Linked DNA regions of Homo sapiens: region 1 is linked to region 2. The links are chromatin loops, found by intact Hi-C in ENCODE. Cell type or tissue: breast epithelium. All regions are shown on one strand. Links, peaks and the distances in the headings refer to the core of each region. The heading gives the core; the rest is flanking DNA. Region 1 holds the start of LOC107987016 (a long non-coding RNA gene). Region 2 overlaps DAB2IP (DAB2 interacting protein).

Region 1 (8,323 bases), core at 250-8,249, 110 kb after region 2:
CCCCTGGAAGGCTGACCTGACCCAAGCTGGGATGAGGTCGCCCTGCAATTACCACCTCTTCCGAGGCCAACAGGACTTCTCCCTGCTGAGTCCCAAAACCTGCTGCCCCACCCCCCCATGCCCAGCCTCGGTGCCTCGGCCACACTCTTGCACTCTTGCGTCCCTCCTTGGTTGTCCAGAGACAGCCAGGCTGTGCCGGGCATCCCAGCCAAATGTGAGCTCTCTGGCCAGGCTGAGTAGTGCAGGAGCTGAGTTACTGCGTCGCTGGAGCCCCAGGCCTGCAGAAACCACCACGAAGGAACCCTTCCGAGTCTTATAAATCCCTCTTCCAGACTCTGCATGGGCTCTGTCCCGAGCAACTTTTCCCCCAATAATGCATGCAGAGCTTCCAGTGGCCTGGGCAGCTCTCCGGTGGCAGCCACTGGGGCCCTGTCACACGGGGAGTGCTTTCAGCATGAGCCCTGGCCTTTAATTACAAGGTATGTTCCTGTTGCCTCTTCCATCTATATTTATCCGCAGGATCGCACTAATTGAATTCCCCACAGCACAGGGCAGGCCTGGCGAACAGCGAGGTAGGCAGACAGGCAGGGGGGCTGCAAAACTTCCTTCCTTTCCTTCTTGGCCAGGAGCAAAACAGAAGCAGCTGAGAAACTCTCTCTCCCTCCCCTGGACCTTGTCAATGCCTGGAGTCTGAGGGGCTGCCCGCTCCAGGGACCCTCCAGCCCTGAGTCTCATAGCCCAACGCACCCATGCCCACCCATGGGTCCCAAGACCAGACAGTGCCCAGATGCCTGACTGCCTCCCTGCTTCAACTCAGATTCCTATAGCAGAGAAAAGTCTGTTGAGCAGAGAGGCTGAAACCCCCAACTCTGCACTTTGCTGGCACCGTCTTACCGTAGGAGTCGTCTTGGTCCAGAAGGGAGTCGGGCTCCATGGCGTGTGGGCCCCCAGCCCCTGGCCCCACCTGATTTATGAACCGAGGCTGTCTCCATGAGCGTCTGGGTTCCTCCTTTTGTATTCCATCTGGCGGCTTTTCCAACTAGATGACTGGGTATTCCTGCAAGCAGGCCCCTTTCCAGCCCTCGCCTTCATACAGTACATTTAAAGTAGCAGTAACCTCTTTTTCCTCCCCCCGCAGCCTGGCTGGAAACATTAGAAGGGACTGAGGCAGCGAGATGTCTAAAATAGGAAGACGCCGGGACGGTTGGCCTGGCTGCCCGTGATGCTGGCTGCGGGGATCTGGCCCGGCTGTGCAGATGGAAAAGCTAAGAGGTGAGGCTGAGACGGGCTTAGCATCTGGAAGCCGGCTCTGGGGCCCAGGGGGTTTGCAGGAAGCGGGGAGCCCAGCCCCCCAGGGGAGGGGTTGGGGGGTCTGCTCTGTTTACCCCCAGTGCCCAAACCCCAAGGGCTTCTCCCAGGCCCTGCTGGAACCTCCCACTCAAATCTGTTCTACAGACATTTCCCGCAGTGTGGGGGATGCAGAAATTGACTCATCCATCCATTCAGTTAGTCACTAAATGTTTTTTGAGCATCTAGTCTGCACCAGACACCGTGCCCGGTGCTGAGTTTGCAGCAGGGAGCGAGGCACAGTGCCTGGCTTCTTGGAGCTCACAGGAAAGCAGGTCATTGCAGCGCAGTGTGTGGTGCAAGAGCTGCAGGAACAGAGAAGGGGCGCCTCACCTGGATGGAAGAGGTGGTCGGGGAAGGCCTCCTGGAGGAATGGGCACGTAAGCTGGGGCCTAAAGGACGAGAAGGAGTTAGCCAGGTACAGAAGGAGGGAGTGACCTGTGCAATAGCCCTGAGGTGAAAGGGTGCGTGGGGCGTTCAGTGCCCCCCCGAATAAGTTCCAGGTGGTTGGAGTAGAGCAAATGATGCGAGGCTGGTGAGAGATGGGACGGGGGAGCCAGGGAGAGAGGCAGGAGTGGGTTGGACAGAGCCTTTGGGGATGACTCCAGGCCTGCCTGGAGGAGGGTCTGTGAGAATGACATGATCCGGATTGTCCTCTGGGAAGGCCTCCCTGGTGACCTTGTAAAAGAGGGGAAGCCACCAGGGGAGAGGGAGATGCAGGCTCCACGGCCACAGCTGTAGGAACCCTGGGTGCTATTTATTAAGCAGGCACCAGAGGTGAGCACCATTTCAAGTATTTGCCCACATTGTCTCATACATTCCTCACTATGGTCCCTTCCAGGAGAAACTCTGGTTCTCCTATTTTACAGACGGGGACAATGCAGTTTAGAGAGGTGATGTGACTTGACCAAGGCCACAGTTGTGAGTGACCACCAGGGCAGGTCTGGACCCCAGAGAGTGCACAGCCTTGGTGCTGGGATGGTGGGGAGGACAAAGATGCATCTCAATCAATCTGCATTCAATCTGCATCTCCTAGGCGGGCGTGGTGGCTCACACCTGTAATCCCAGCACTTTGGGAGGCTGAGGCGTGCGGATCACCTGAGGTCAGGAGTTAGAGACCAGCCTGGCCAACATGGTGAACCCCCATATCTCTACTAAAAATACAAAAAATTAGCCTGGTGTGGCGATGCGTGCCTGTAATTCCAGCTACTTGGGAGGCTGAGGCAGGAGAATCACTTATATCCGGGAGGCGGAGGTTGCAGTGAGCCAAGATCGTGCCACTGCACTCCAGCCTGGGCGACAGAGCGAGAGTCCATCTCAAAAAAAAAAAAAAAAAAAAAAAATCTGCATCTTCCTCTCCCACAAGCCCACCCAAGCCACAGGGCAGTACCGTGGGCTTATGGGAGACAGCTTCATTTGGGCTCAACCAGGGAAGGCTGCCGAGAGGAGGAGGTGTTTGAACTGGGCAGAGAAAGAAGAGCAGAATTTGATGGGCCAAGCAGGGAAAAGTGAGGGCGTCCCAGTTAGAGGGAATGGCACAAGCAAAGGCGTGGAGGCAAGAAGGTAACACACAATGGAAATGACAGGTGACTGGGAGGAAGTCAGGGCTGATAAGCAGGTTTGGGCTAGATCAAGAAAGGGCCTGGAGTGCCAGCCTGGGGGTGTGGGCGTGTTCCAGAGGGTGACACACAGCCCCAGCAGGCATTTGTTCCAGGGAAATGACCTCCTTCTCAATGGCTGCCTGGGAGCTCCTGCAAGCGGCTCCCCGCAGCCTTCTTAACGCTCTGCTCTGAAAGCAGGAGAAATCCTCTATCCCCACAGCATGGCTGGAACACTAGAAGCCAAGCCTTGGTGACCTGGTTTTTGGAGACATGGCTCTGGTGCTGGGGTGGAGGAGACATTTAGAGAAGGGAGATACAGGGAGACAGGGAGTGAAGGCAGGAGGCTAACAGGAGGGTCCAGGCCAGGGGTGGCAGAGAGGTAAGAACCCACCGGGCTTGCTCCTGGCCACCCACTGCTGCCCAGAGCAGCCAGTGGCTGCTGACGTGGTTGGCCTGGCTACAGGGAGGTTCCTTCAGTCACTCGTCACCCCTCCTCCCCAACCTCGGATGACAGGGATCCCAGCTCCCAACCTCCCGCTGCCTTAATTACAGGGAGACTGGCCCTACCCAGGCTAGCTGCAGGCACCAGGCTCCCTGGCTCTAATCAGTGGGTAGGGCAGACTGGGGGTTGAGGAGGCAGAAGGGGGAAATCAGGTCCTTGGACCACTAGCCAGTGGACGGATTCAGGTCCAGGTCTCCCTAGTCCTCCAAGGCCCCAGGGGATCTGCGTGTCCATTTGTACATATGCACACGTGGTCTCTTTTCAGATAGAATGTGGTGGTTAGCAGGATGGGGCTGAAATTGACCATCTGGATTTATATCCAGGCTCTGCCACCAACTAGCTGGGTGCCACTCGGTGAGTTACTCAACTCTTGTGAGTCGCGTTGGCAGAATGGGGCTACTCAAGCCCTTACTTCAGATAGTTATTGTGCAGATGAAATGGGGTAATGTGCATCAAAGTCTTAGGGCAGGTCTGGGTGTGTCCTAAGCACTCAGTAAAGGGCACTGCTCTTCCTCATACAAATTTTATCATCTCCCCAGCTTAGTAAAGGAAGCGTGGGAGAACATGGGCCCATTTTACAGATGAGGAAACTGAGGCTCCAAAAGAAAGGACTCAACTTGAGGGTCTACATGGAGGCTCAGGATGCACCCTTCACTCGGCTGGCTGTACCCCCAGAACCTGCTGAGAGCAGAAGTAGTGGGAAGAAGATCTGGACCCCAACTCTGGCTGTGCCTCTAGGCAGTGCTGTGACCTAGGGAGAGGGTCTTGCTTCCCTGGGCCTCACTTTCTTCACCAGTCAAGGTACAGACTTGGATGACCCTGACAGTTCCCACCTCCCAATCCATTTCCCTCTTGTTATGAATTAGACATGTTTAAGTACAACCAGAGCTCCTACCCTCCAGGGATTAATCGTATTGAACATCGGGCACTAGGCTCTGCTTCCCTCCCTTTATGATAAGAGACCCATCTATTTAGTGGCTGCGTAACATTCCACCCTTTGGCTGTGTCACACCTGCTTTGAGCCAATCCCCTATTGATGGACACCTAGGTTGCTGCCAGTAGTCATGATGACAAGCAACGCTGCAAGGACTATCTTGACTGTACTTCTGTGGGCATCTGTCTACTGATCTCCTTAGGAGAAAACCCTAGACATCAACTTGCTGGGTCAAAAGGCGCCTGTGTTTGCAAAATTCCCAGTGTGGCGGCAAAGCGCGTGCAAGCCCCCTCTGTTCTTTTATTCATTCCACCAGCTGTTGTTGAGTCTGATTTTGTGCCCGGCCCTGTAGAAGGCCTGGGATGGTGGGTGTCCCTGCTCCTTTGAATTTCCACCCTAGCTGGGGGGAGACACGCACGCTGTCTGGTAGAAAGGAGTGCTATTCAGAGAATTACATGGGGGCTGCACAACAGAGCAGGTGATATCCAAGCAGCAACCTGCCAGGCAAACAGAAGCCAGCCATGCAGAGTTCAGGGGCCGAGCATCCAGGAGTGGGCAGAGCTGCTGCAAAGCCGGGGTGAGAGTGAGCTGGCTGAGCAGGAGGGTAGGAACGATGGCCAGCATGGCCAGGGCTGGGAACCGCTGGAAGAGTAGTCCAGGAGAAGAGGGGAAGGTCACAGAGGCCACCTCTCCAAGGACCTTGTGGGCCAGGGGATGTGGGAGCCATTGCAGGTTGAAGCAGGAGAGTGACATGAGAGGTTCCCTGGCTACAAGGGGAAGGTGGCCGGAGGAGTGGCCAAAGAGGATGCAGGAAGCCAGTGGGTCACTGCTGTGGTCCCTAAGGAGAAAGACCTCAACCAGGGTGTTGGTAGCAAAGGTGGGGAAAAGTAAACAGATTCAGGATACATGTGGGGGCCGGGCACGGTGGCTCACACTTGTAATCCCAGCACTTTGGGAGGCCGAGGTAGGCGGATCACGTGAGGTCAGGAGTTCAAGACCAGCCTGGCCAACATGTTGAACCCTCGTCTCTACTGAAAATACAAAAATTAGCTGGGTGTGATGCTGGGCATCTGCAATACCAGCTACTCGGGAGGCTGAGGCAGGAGAATCACTTGAACCCAGGAAGCGGAAGTTGCAGTGAGCTGAGATTACATCATTGCACTCCAGCTTGGGTGACAGAGTGAGACTCAGTCTTGAAAAAGAAAAAAAAGATATATGTGGGGACCTCACGCACAGCCTGACAGATGTGGAGGAAGAGAAAAGAAACATGTCCAGGCAGACTCTGAGGCTCTTGGCCTGAGCAAGTGGATTGGTCCATGGAGCTGGGAGAGGCTGTGTAGAGAGGGGTAGGGCTGGGCAGAGGGAACTCTGCTGTGGTGACGATAAGTTTGAGAAATGTAGACAGACATGTGGCGATGTCCGGCAGGTCACTACTGGCTGCGGGATCAGAGCTCAGTGGAGTGGTGGGGACAGAGGGCATAGCTCTGGGAGCCATAGCTCCCACCAGCCCACTGCATGATCCTGTTCCAGCAGCAGCAGGAATTCCCAGGTTCCAGACATGACCTGTCACTCCATGTAAAGGAAGGAGCTGAGGAGTCACTGGTGGCAGCTGGCCCCCCGAGTCTGGCTGCGTGGAGGGATGTCAGCAGGAGGGAGTGGGTGGACCAGGGTCCTTCAGTGGGCATCAGGGAGAGACAGCAGCACCTGGTGGCCAGCTTGTTCATTGGCTGCCCTGTTGGGGAGGATGTGGCCAGTGAGGGTGGCACAGCAAGATGTGGCATCTGCCCCACTCACCCCCTCTGCCCCTGCCAAGGCCTGGGCTGGGTGGAGATGGGGGAGCCAAACACAAAGGAATAATTGAAACCAAAACCCAGGGGCCTAAAAGCTGTAAGAAGACAGGTCTAGGGTAAAGGAGCAGCATGAGAGAGGAGTGATCTGCTCAGCCGGATCCAGAAAGCCTTTGCAGAGGTGGGGCCAGCCCAGTTGGACTATGAGGGATGAAGAGGAGTTCATCAGGCAGACTGGAGGAGGACGGGCATGTGGCACTACTGTGTATCAAGGCATGCAAATGTGTGACAGCCTGGCTGTGTTTGCTTTCAGGTTATTTTCCTGCTGTGAGTTCTGATTTTTGTTTTGTTTTGTTTTGTTGAGACAGAGTGTTGCTCTGTGCCCTAGGCTGGAGTGCAGTGGCGCAATCTCAGCTCACTGCAAGCTTCGCCTCCCAGGCTCCAGCAATTCTCATTCTTCAGCCTACCAAGTAGCTGGAATTAGAGGCACACGCATCTGTACCTGGCTAATTTTGTATTTTTTGTAGAGATGGGGTCTCACCATGTTGGCCAGGCTGGTCTCAAACTCCTGGCCTCAAGGGATCTGCCCAGAGTGCTGGGATTACAGATGTAAGCCAATGAGTAAGCCACTGATTTTCTAGCTACATCCTGCTATTGAAGGCCAAATGGAACCCATAGAGGGCTCAGAATGTCTTACTCTTCCTGAGATTCGGAGCCAGGGTGGAGACTGACCTAAGGCGGGGGCACTTTCCTCAACCCAGCACCACTCGTCTGCAGGACACGGACCCTAGCCATTTAGCCAGACCCACGTGGGCTGGAATCCGGCGTCGGCTCTGGCTCCGGTGCCTCCCGACTGGGTTTCTCACCCCAAGGACAGGTAGCAGAGCTTAGTGATTTGGAGCTCAGGATCTGATATCAGCCTGCCTGGGTCCAAATCCCAGCTCCCCATTTTCCAGCTGGATGACCCTGGGCAAGTGATTTCACTCCTTAGTGCCTCTGTTTCCTCATCTGTAATCGAGGATAAAAATAGGCCATGCCTGGAGAGCCATTAGGAGAACTAATGAGTTAATTCAGGTAGAACTTAAAATGGAACTTGGGGCCAGGAGAGGTGGCTTATGCCTATAATCCCAGCACTTTGGGAGGCCGAGGTGGCGGATCACCTGAGGTCGGGAGTTCGAGACCAGCCCGACCAACGTGGAGAAATCCTGTCTCTACTAAAAATACAAAATTAGCCGGACATGGTGGCGGGTGCCTGTAATCCCAGCTACTCAGGAGACTGAGGCAGGAGAATCACTTGAATCCGGGAGGCAGAGGTTGCGGTGAGCTGAGATCGCACCATTGCACTCCAGCCTGGCCAACAAGAGCAAAACTACATCGCAAAAAAAAAAAAAAAAAAAAAAAAAAATAGAAGTTGGACCAGAGGAGGTGCTCAGTGAATCTAAAATCCATAGCCCATAGCACAGCCTGCCAGGCCCTGCAAAATCTGCCCACCAGCTCATCTCCCCCTCCTCCCATCTCTTTCCCCTCTCTCCTTGTCTCCCTCCCTCTCTCCTCCTTTCCCTTCTCTCCTTTTCCTTTCTCCCTCTTCCTCTCCCCCCTCCCCCAACCACATGGGCCTCCCAGTTTTTCTTTGCACTGCCAGGTGCATCTCACCTCAGGGCTTCCCTATTTCTTCTTTTTTTCTTATTCTTTTTTTTTTTTTGAGATGGAGTGTTACTCTGTCACCCAGGCTGGAGTGCAGTGGCCCGACCTCAGCTCACTGCAACGTCTGCCTCCCAAGTTCAAGTGATTCTCCTGCCTCAGCTTCCTGAGTAGCTGGGATTACAGGTGTGTGCCGCCATGCCTGGCTAATTTTCATATTTTTAGTAGAGACGGGTTTCACCATTTTAGCCAGGCTGGTCTGGAACTCCTGACCTCAGATGATCTGCTCAACTCCACCTCCCAAAATGCTGGGATTACAGGTCCCTCTATTTCTTCTGCTTGGGATGAGAGCCCCCTCCCCCGTGTTCAGGTCCTGGCCATATGCTGCCTCCTTTAGAGGCTCCCCTGATTACCCTCTCTAAGATATCATGACCCCTGCATCCCTGCCTCTCCCATGGCTCTGTCTGCCCCTGTCCCGGCTTTAGTTTTCTTCCTGGCCCTTCGGATCCCA
Region 2 (8,323 bases), core at 36-8,035:
CATTATTTTATGTACCACCAAGAAAGATTTAAATTATGGTATGCCATGAGAGGTGTTAAAATATATGGAAACAAAAATAGTGCATCTTTTCGGGGTTGCAGAAGCACAGTGTGTGTGCGCCCTCAAGGGTACATTTATCTAAACTAACAAGAGCCTCTTCTCTTTCCGGGCCAGCTCAGCGCTGGGCCCCATAGCCTTCGGTGCTGTCTGTCCTCCACCTGCCCCCTCCCTCTCAGGATGGGACCCCCCATGTGGCCCCCGGGACCAGGGCTGAGCCACGGAGATGGGAGCAGCTGAGGGATCGGATACCTAGAGCAAGGGAGGCCGGATGCTCTCCGGGTCCATGAGGCTCCAGGAAGGGGGGCCGTGGGGTCACAGAGCAGCACCCCGGGCGAGGTGGTGATGGTGGTGGCAGTGGCGGTGTTGGTGACGCAGAGATAGTTACCGTGACCCGGAACGGCGTGGCGGCCGAGGGCTCCATGCTGGGGCTCTTCTCGGAAAGGCTGCCAGGCAGGCTGCGCCGAGAGCCCGGCCTTTCTTGAGGCGACTCTGCCAACAGAGGAGGAGAGAGAGGTTGAACAAGAACAGCCAAGGCCACACAGCTAGGGCCTCCTGCCACTCCCATCCCAGTCAGGACAACAGACAAACCGGTCCCTAGAAAATGGTCCAGGCACTATGGAAAAGTCTGGCAGTTCCTCCAAAAATTAAAAATACAAGTACCACATGACCCAGCAATTCCACTCCTGGGTATAACCCAAAATAATTGAAAACAAGTACTCAAATACCTGTATGCAAATGTTCACAACAGCCAAATGGTGGAAACCCAAGGGTCCATCAGCAGAAGAATGGACACACACACATGGTACTGACATGCAAAGGAATACCATTCTGCTCTAAAAAGGAATGAAGTTCTGATTTAAGCTGTAATGTGGATGGACCTTGAAAACATTACGCTGAGTAACCCAAAAGGACATATTTTGTATGATCCCATTTATATGAACTATCTAGAAGAGGCCAATTCGTAGAGACAGAAAGCAGATTTGAAGTTAGCAGAGGCTGATGAGAGAGGGGAACAAGGAGTTATTGCTTAATGGTACAGAGTTTCTGTAAAGGGTGATGAAGAGTTTTAGGAATGGATAGTGGTGATGGTTGCAGAACATTACAAATGGACTTCATGCCACTGAATTGTACACTTAAAACTAGTTAAAATGATAACTTTTATGTTTTACATATTTTATCGCAATTTTTTAAAAAGGGGGGAAAAAGGCCTGGCACAGTGGCTCACACCTGTGATCCCAGCACTTTGGAAGGCCGAGGCGGGAGGATCACCTGAGGTCAGGAGTTCGAAACCAGCCTGGTCAACATGGTGAAACCCTGTCTCTACTGACAATACAAAAATTAGCCAGGTGTGGTGTTGTGTGCCTGTAGTCCTAGCTACTCGGGAGGCTGAGGTGGGAGAATCACTTGAACCCGGGAGGCGAAAGTTGCAGTGACCCAAGATCGTGCCACTGCACTCCAGCCTGGGCAGCAGAGTGAGACTCTGTCTCAAAAAAAAGCGGGGGGAAAGGTTCCCCAAAACCCCCACTCCTTGTAATGTAGTGGGCTCCCTGTCACTGGAGGCATATAAGCAGACAGATAACTGAGCCATCTCCTGGGATGCCACACTTGGGGAGCTTGGATGACTTCTCAAGTTTTCTGTTTGTTTTAGAGTCAGGGTCTCACTCTTTCGCTCAGGCTGGAGTGCAGTGATGCAATCATACTCAACCAGCCTAGAACTCCTAGGCTCGAGCAATCCTCCTGCCTCAGCCTCCCAAGTAGCTGGGACCACAGGCACACCCCAACACACCTATCTAATTTTTTTAAAAAAAATTGTAGAGATGGGGGTTTCCTTTGTTGCCCAAGCTGGTCTCAAACTCCTGGCCTCAAGCGATCCTCCCACCTTGGCCTCCCAAAGTGCTGGGATTACAGGGCTCAGCCACTATGTCAGCCCCCACGTTTTTTCAAACATGAGAATCTGTGACTTCTGGCTTCCAGTTATTTTCCAGAGGCTTTAAACTTGGGAGGCCTACAGAGGCCAGCAGGAAATCCAGAATCTAGGAAAGCAGCCAGCCACTCGGCGCTAATTGGTTACTGCTACATCACAAGGAGGGGCTCAGGGCAGCCATAGCTGCCATGGTTCAAGAGAGGCTGATAATCTGGGTTTTTCAAAATATGAAGTATTCTGACTCTTAAATGGTGACAGCTCATTGAAAACTTTTAGTCATGGCCTTAGCACACCTACATAAAACCTCCTGAGTCTGTCCAACCTGCCAACCTGGCCACTTTCCTCACTGGTTCCCCCACAACAGCGTGGCACCAGCTGCCTCTTTGCCATTGCTCCAGAGGTGGCCCCCAACAGAGGACTCCCTTCCTGCTCCCCTTCCCCAGCCTGGTCCATCCTGCAGGCCCTGGAGGAGGTCCTGGGTGACCCCCTCTACTTCCAGCTCTTGCCTCGCTTTTGGCTCCTACAGCAATAACTAGACCTGAGTCTCCTATCAACGCTCTCATTTGCAGTGTGTGTGCGTGTGTGTGTGAGTGTGTGTGTGTGTGTGCGTCTGCAGAACTCCTAACACCTACGCCTAAGCTGGTTGCATCTCCACCTCCCCAGCACCCTGCATGGAGCCTGGTGCGTGGGGGGTGCCTGGGAAAGACCTGTTGACTCGCAAGGGAGAAGAAGGACAGGGCAGAGGTTTCCCTGGTAGGTGTGAACACACAGGGGTGTGGAGTGAGACGGTAATGCCCAGACAAACACATGTGCATGTTTATATTCATGCAGATACTCCAATGTGTACACTCCCAGACCCACCCCAGGTACCTACTGAGCAGGGGACGTGCGCACACACACACAGGACAGATGACATGGGGTTCACACAAGGAGCAGGCTTTCCAGAAGGCAGAACAGGATGCTGGGGCACTGTGTGCTTTCCAGGCCATTCCCTCCACACAGTCACATGGACAGGAGTCCACAGAAGCACAGGCTTCATCCTGAGCCTTGGCTCATGGCCAAGCAGGCAAAGCTGTCCTGAGACTGGTTCAGGCCCGCTGACCTCCAGGCAGGCCTGGGGCAGGCATTGACACCAGGTCCAGACCATCCAGCCCCAGGCGCCTCTTCCAGAAAAGCTCCCTTCCCACATGGCTCATCCTCAGCCTGGCGCCGTCTCTTAAGGCCCTTGCTGTTCCCGCACGGTGCTTCCTGCTTAGAACTTTCCTTGGACCTCCTCCTCCACAATCTCTCTAGTCACAGTCAGGGGATAACCACTCTTTCTGGAGGTTTTGCTAGGAAAATTCTTCCCATGCTTTCCTGTCTGCCTTCATCTCTCACCCCTTCGCACCACCCACCTGGAGCACCCTCCTGTCCTCTGTGACAGCACATGCCACCTCCCTCTGGGAGGCTGTCACCCATAACCTGTGTCCCATCTGCTATACTCAGCCAAGCTACCAATGACCAGAGCAGAAGCTGAGGCTCAGGGTGCAGTCACCAGCCCAAGGTCACAGGGCTACTGAGCACCACAACAGGAATGAGGGTCCAGTGTGTCTGGACCGAGTCCATGGCTCCTTCAGCCTTAAGTCCCATGGGTCCCAACACCCAGCCAAGGGGCCAACGCATAGGAGGTACTCAGGGCTTAGTCTCAGGATGCAAACCTTAGCCAGAGGCAGACCCCCGGGTTCAGCCACCTTTCTAGGGAAAGCGGTAGAAGTGGGAGATGGGCAGTGCCAGGCACAGTCAGGACCCTAAGCCCGACTGCTTCTAATGCCCTCAATGCCCTCAGAAAGAAGGGACTCCTCACCTTGGCACCGAAAGCCATTCTACCTCACACACTCTCTGGCTTCTGTTCTTGCTAACCCTCTTTGCTGTACCTGCCACGATGCAGGAATGTCCCACCTCCACACCTTTACCTATGCTCTCCCCCTCCCTAGAATTCTCTTCCCTGGAATGGCCTCCTGCGGGAACTGTCATCCTTTGAGCTCTGGGGCAATGCTGGGGGCGCCCAGATCACTTTAGGAAGGATGACTCACAACCCCGCACATCAGTCAGCCCTGCAGACTTGCTACTTGGCGACTCAGCAGGAAGATGGGTTGTCTGTTTCCCACCCCCACCCAGAGCCAGGCACCCTGCAGTGCTTAGTCAAGATGCCTCCATCAAACCAACAAACACGGGGTACCCACTGCAGTTATGGAACCTGGTTGGCAGAGTCAGGCTGCCCCACAGGGGTCTTGGGATCACCAGGACAAAAGCAGCTGGAGCTTCCAGGAACTACCCTCCCTCTCCTGACACATACACACACACACACCACACACACACACACACACCACCCTGGCCACAGCTTTACACTTTCCTGGGTAGGTGGGCCCTCACCACTCCAGGCAAGAGGTGCATGGAGTGCCCTGGTAGAACACTGGGTGCCCGGTGAGGATGTCTTTCCACTGAGACCAACACTGATGCCCAGAATCCTGCCTCTTGCCTCCTGGGTCTGGGCCAGGAAGCTCTCAGAGGTTGCTTGGTCCAATCTCCCATTCGACAGATGATGAAGCTGAGACCAGAAGCAAAGAAATGTGTGTGTGATCCCTCAACAACAGGTCTATAGCAAAGAGTGCTCCCAGAAGTCTTTAACTTCCATTCAGAAGCCCTGGCTACACCCCTCCACCTGAGAAGCTAGGAAGGCCGCAAGGATCCCAGGTGGCCGGAGGATAGGGGCCCACTCTCCCTCCTGCACAGGGCGGCTGGCTCTCCTCCCTGACCTCTCCAGTCTCCCAGCCCACACCCAGGGCAAGGCCTGCACTCCATACGAAACTGGAGGGAAACCTGGGGCACCTTCCCAGGTATCTCCTGTGTGGCCCCTAGTTCCATTCTCCACGTCTCTGTGCACTGCCTTCTGCTCCAGGGCACTGGCCTGTATAGACTTTATGATCTGAGCTTCTAGACCCTCAACTTCCATGTGGTTTGGCCAAAGAGGAACCCTGGCAAGAGATGAGGGGAGGAGGGAGAGTCATCTGGGCTGCCTGCCTCCTCCACGGAAGGTCCCAGCCACCATCGGGATGACCCTATCTTCTGGACCTTTGCCTCCCAGCAACCACGCTCTCCCCTCCTCCATGGGGCCTCAGGGAAGCAGCCCCCGCTGTCCCTAGCTTTGGGGTCCTGCACTGCCCCGTGGTTCCCGAGGCCTGCCCACGCCTTCATAAGCAGCCCCTCTATTAAACGCTCCTCTAATCACCATAGTCTGAGGCACCACCTGCTTTTCTCCAGACCCTGAACTGATCCACCAGGTGGGAGCTCAACTGCCTGGGAGTCACCCATGGAGCTGATGGGACCTCCTTTACCCACAGATGGGGAAACCAGGCCCTGAGAGGAGCTGTGATGTGCCCGTGGTCACACTGAACATCGAGGGCAGAGTCTGGGCCAGGCCAGGCTCTCTCCTGACCTGACACCCCACACACCTTCCCCACGGAGCCAGCCACCTGCCGTAAGCTCTAAACACAAAGTTAATGAAGACATGGATCGCTGGGTTCTGGACCCACGTTTCTCAATGTTTTTTCATTGTCGCTCTCCCTTAAAAGTCTTCTTAGACACTTTTTTCCTAATTTCCCCTCCATAAAATTTTAATATCACAGACATACAGTATCTTTTATGTACTGTGTGTATACTGGGCTTTGTACAGAAAGGTTTTTTTTCATCTTCTAGCCCAAGAACCAACTTTTTGCCCACTTAGGGGCAATCTCGCCCCTGCTGAGAATGCATGTTCTGGACCCTTTCAAATGTAATCCCACAGGACAACCTGGGCAGCTCTATAGTGAGTTCCATTTTCCAGATGGAGAAACTGAAGTTCTGAGAAGCAAAAGTGACTACCTCTAAAAGTCCTCCAGGGAAGAAGCAAGAGTATATGCCGAAAGTCCCTTAAACTGCCCCCAAACCCACACTTCCAGCCCCAGAGAAGATGGAGGGGACATGGAGCATGGGGTTGGGTGAGGAGCCAAGCTGACACCAGGAGCCTGGATTCAACCCTGACTCTGCTGTGTGACTCCATGGCTGCCCCTTTCTCTCTCTGAGCTGATTTCATCAATCCAATGAGTCAGGGAGTAAGAGCAGTGGTCATCTCCAGTCCTTGGAACCAAGTAAAAACACACACACACCCTCTATTATTTTACACAGGAAAAGAAGGCAGGGAACTGACCCTGAGTTCTAACTCTGGACCCTGGGGATTCAGCCTCGGGGTCCTAGGCCCCAGCATGCTGCCTTTGGCCTTTCATTTTGCAGCAAATCTTTTCTAATTTGGGCAAACAGACACTGGGAGGCCTGGCCTCATGGTCCCATAGGTCTAGCACCACAGCTGGTGCCAGTAGAAACCCAGAGAGGTGAAGTGAATCTGCTAAGATCACACAGTATGAAAGTGGCATTCCTAGGGTTAGATCACGGGAAGGGAGACCCAGCCGATCTCTTAAGAGTGCGCCCCAGACCTTCGAGCATGATCCAGCAGTCTTTCCTCCTCGGCTCAAACTCATTGCATGACTTCTATGTGACCTCTCGGTCACCTAGTCTGCAAAATTAGGCCATGGGACCAGCTGATCCTGGATCCCCTTTCCTCTAGGAGGTGGAAAGGGTCTCCATTTACCAGGCTGTCTTCCTATTCTTGGAAGCCACAGCTGGAGAAATGCATTTTAACCTTCATGTGTTTGCAAAAAATAAATAAAATAAAATCAGTTTCATTCAAATGCTGCTGGCTTGGTTGCCATGGTTACCACCTAATCATGAAGGATGACTGTTACTTGTTCCCATGGAAACACGGCGGCCTGAGGAACATCCTGTAATTTCAGACAAGACACCAAATTTCAGTTGTCGGGTTGCATCGCCCAGATCTTAATACTTAAAGGCAGGTAGAGGCAGCAACCTCTTAACGCTAACGTCAGGAGAAAAGAAGTCAGCAAGAGTGTAGAACAAGGAGGTGCTGGACTGGGGTGTCCCTGTGTCCTCGGCAGTGATCGGGAAAATGCAAATTAAAAGTCTCAGATGCCATTTCATACCTTTTGGAAAGGTCCTAGACCAGTCCAGAATTTAAAAGAAACTAAGTAAAAGAAATGAAAAAGAAACCAGTCTAGAAATTAAAAAGAACTGCGACTCCAAATGTTGGCAGAGATGCACAGAACACTTTCATCACTGCTGATGGAGTGAAAAGGGCTTGAAGAACAATTACACAATAGCCAGTAGGAACCGACAACACATATGTGCTAGGGCCAGAACCTTCCCTCCTACTCATCCAGTCAAGAAAACTGCTTCATCCTGCACACGTGGAGATCTGCACAAAGATACTGACCGCAGCACTCTTTGTAGCAGCAAAAAGTTAGAAGCAACCTAAATGTCCACCAATAGGGGAACAGTCATTCAATAGAACATTACACAGCAAGGAAGGGAGGACACTATTCACATGGAACACAATGGCACTACAAAGGACCTAGAGCTATAGAGATCAACATGAATACAACTCAGAAATATGATGTCGAGTGAAAAAAATCAGTTGCAAAAGGAAATGGTGTGTAATCCACTTATATACCATTTTTTTTTACAAGAATGTTCACAGCACCTTTATTTTTAATAGCCCCAAAACTGGAAACAACCAAACATCCTTCTATAGATGAATGGTTAAACAAACTGTGTTACATCCAGAATGAGTAAGGCAGAATGATGGTCCCCCAAAGAAGTCCACACTCTTAATTCCCAGAACCTGTGAATATGTTGCCTTACATGGCAAAAGGAACTTGGCAGATGTGGTTGAGGTTAAGGATTTTGAGATGGGAAATCATCCTGAATTATCGAGGTGAGAATAATCTAATGATAAGAATTTGTTGTTGTTGTTGTTTTGAGATGGAGTCTAGGTCAGTCGCCCAGGCTGGAATGCAGTGGTGCAATCTCAGCTCACTGCAACCTTCGCCTCCTGGGTTCAAGCAATTCTCTTGCCTCAGCCTTCTGAGTAGCTGGGATTACAGGCATGCACCACCATGCCCGGCTAATTTTTGTTCTTTGTTTTGTTTTGTTTTTTGTTTTTTTTAGACGGAGTCTCACTCTGTTGCCAGGCTGCAGTGCAGTGGCACGATCTCGGCTCACTGCAATCACCACCTCCCAGGTTCAAGCGGTTCTCCTGCCTCAGCATCCCGAGTAGCTGGGACTACAGGTGTGTGCCACCATGCTCAGCTAATTTTTGTATTTTTAGTAGAGACGGGGTTTCACCATGTTGGCCAGGATGGTCTCGATCTCTTGACCTCGCGATCCTCCTGCCTCGGCCTCCCAAAGTGC

Evidence for each region. Peaks named below come from ENCODE experiments on the same cell type or tissue, not always from the same donor. Only the 100,000 strongest peaks of a DNase experiment are listed, where the experiment ranks them.
Region 1: a loop joins it to region 2, with 18 times the contacts of the local background. A loop is called at or near these places in 37 of 110 quality-filtered maps.

The regions. Positions count from the first base shown.
Region 1 is chr9:121,559,800-121,568,122 of GRCh38, reverse strand. LOC107987016 (a long non-coding RNA gene) reads left to right here and starts at 1,139. Exons shown (of 2, transcript XR_001746560.2): 1 at 1,139-1,272. It also overlaps a transcript of DAB2IP not described here. In breast epithelium, for the core only: no CTCF peak of the experiment used is centred there; no DNase peak of the experiment used is centred there; H3K4me3 peaks cover 1,234 bases; H3K27ac peaks cover 1,241 bases.
Region 2 is chr9:121,670,904-121,679,226 of GRCh38, reverse strand. DAB2IP (DAB2 interacting protein) reads right to left here. Exons shown (of 16, transcript NM_001395010.1): 2 at 446-549. Among named protein-coding and RNA genes, the nearest start is that of DAB2IP, 23 kb to the right of the region's middle. In breast epithelium, for the core only: no CTCF peak of the experiment used is centred there; no DNase peak of the experiment used is centred there; H3K27ac peaks cover 1,066 bases.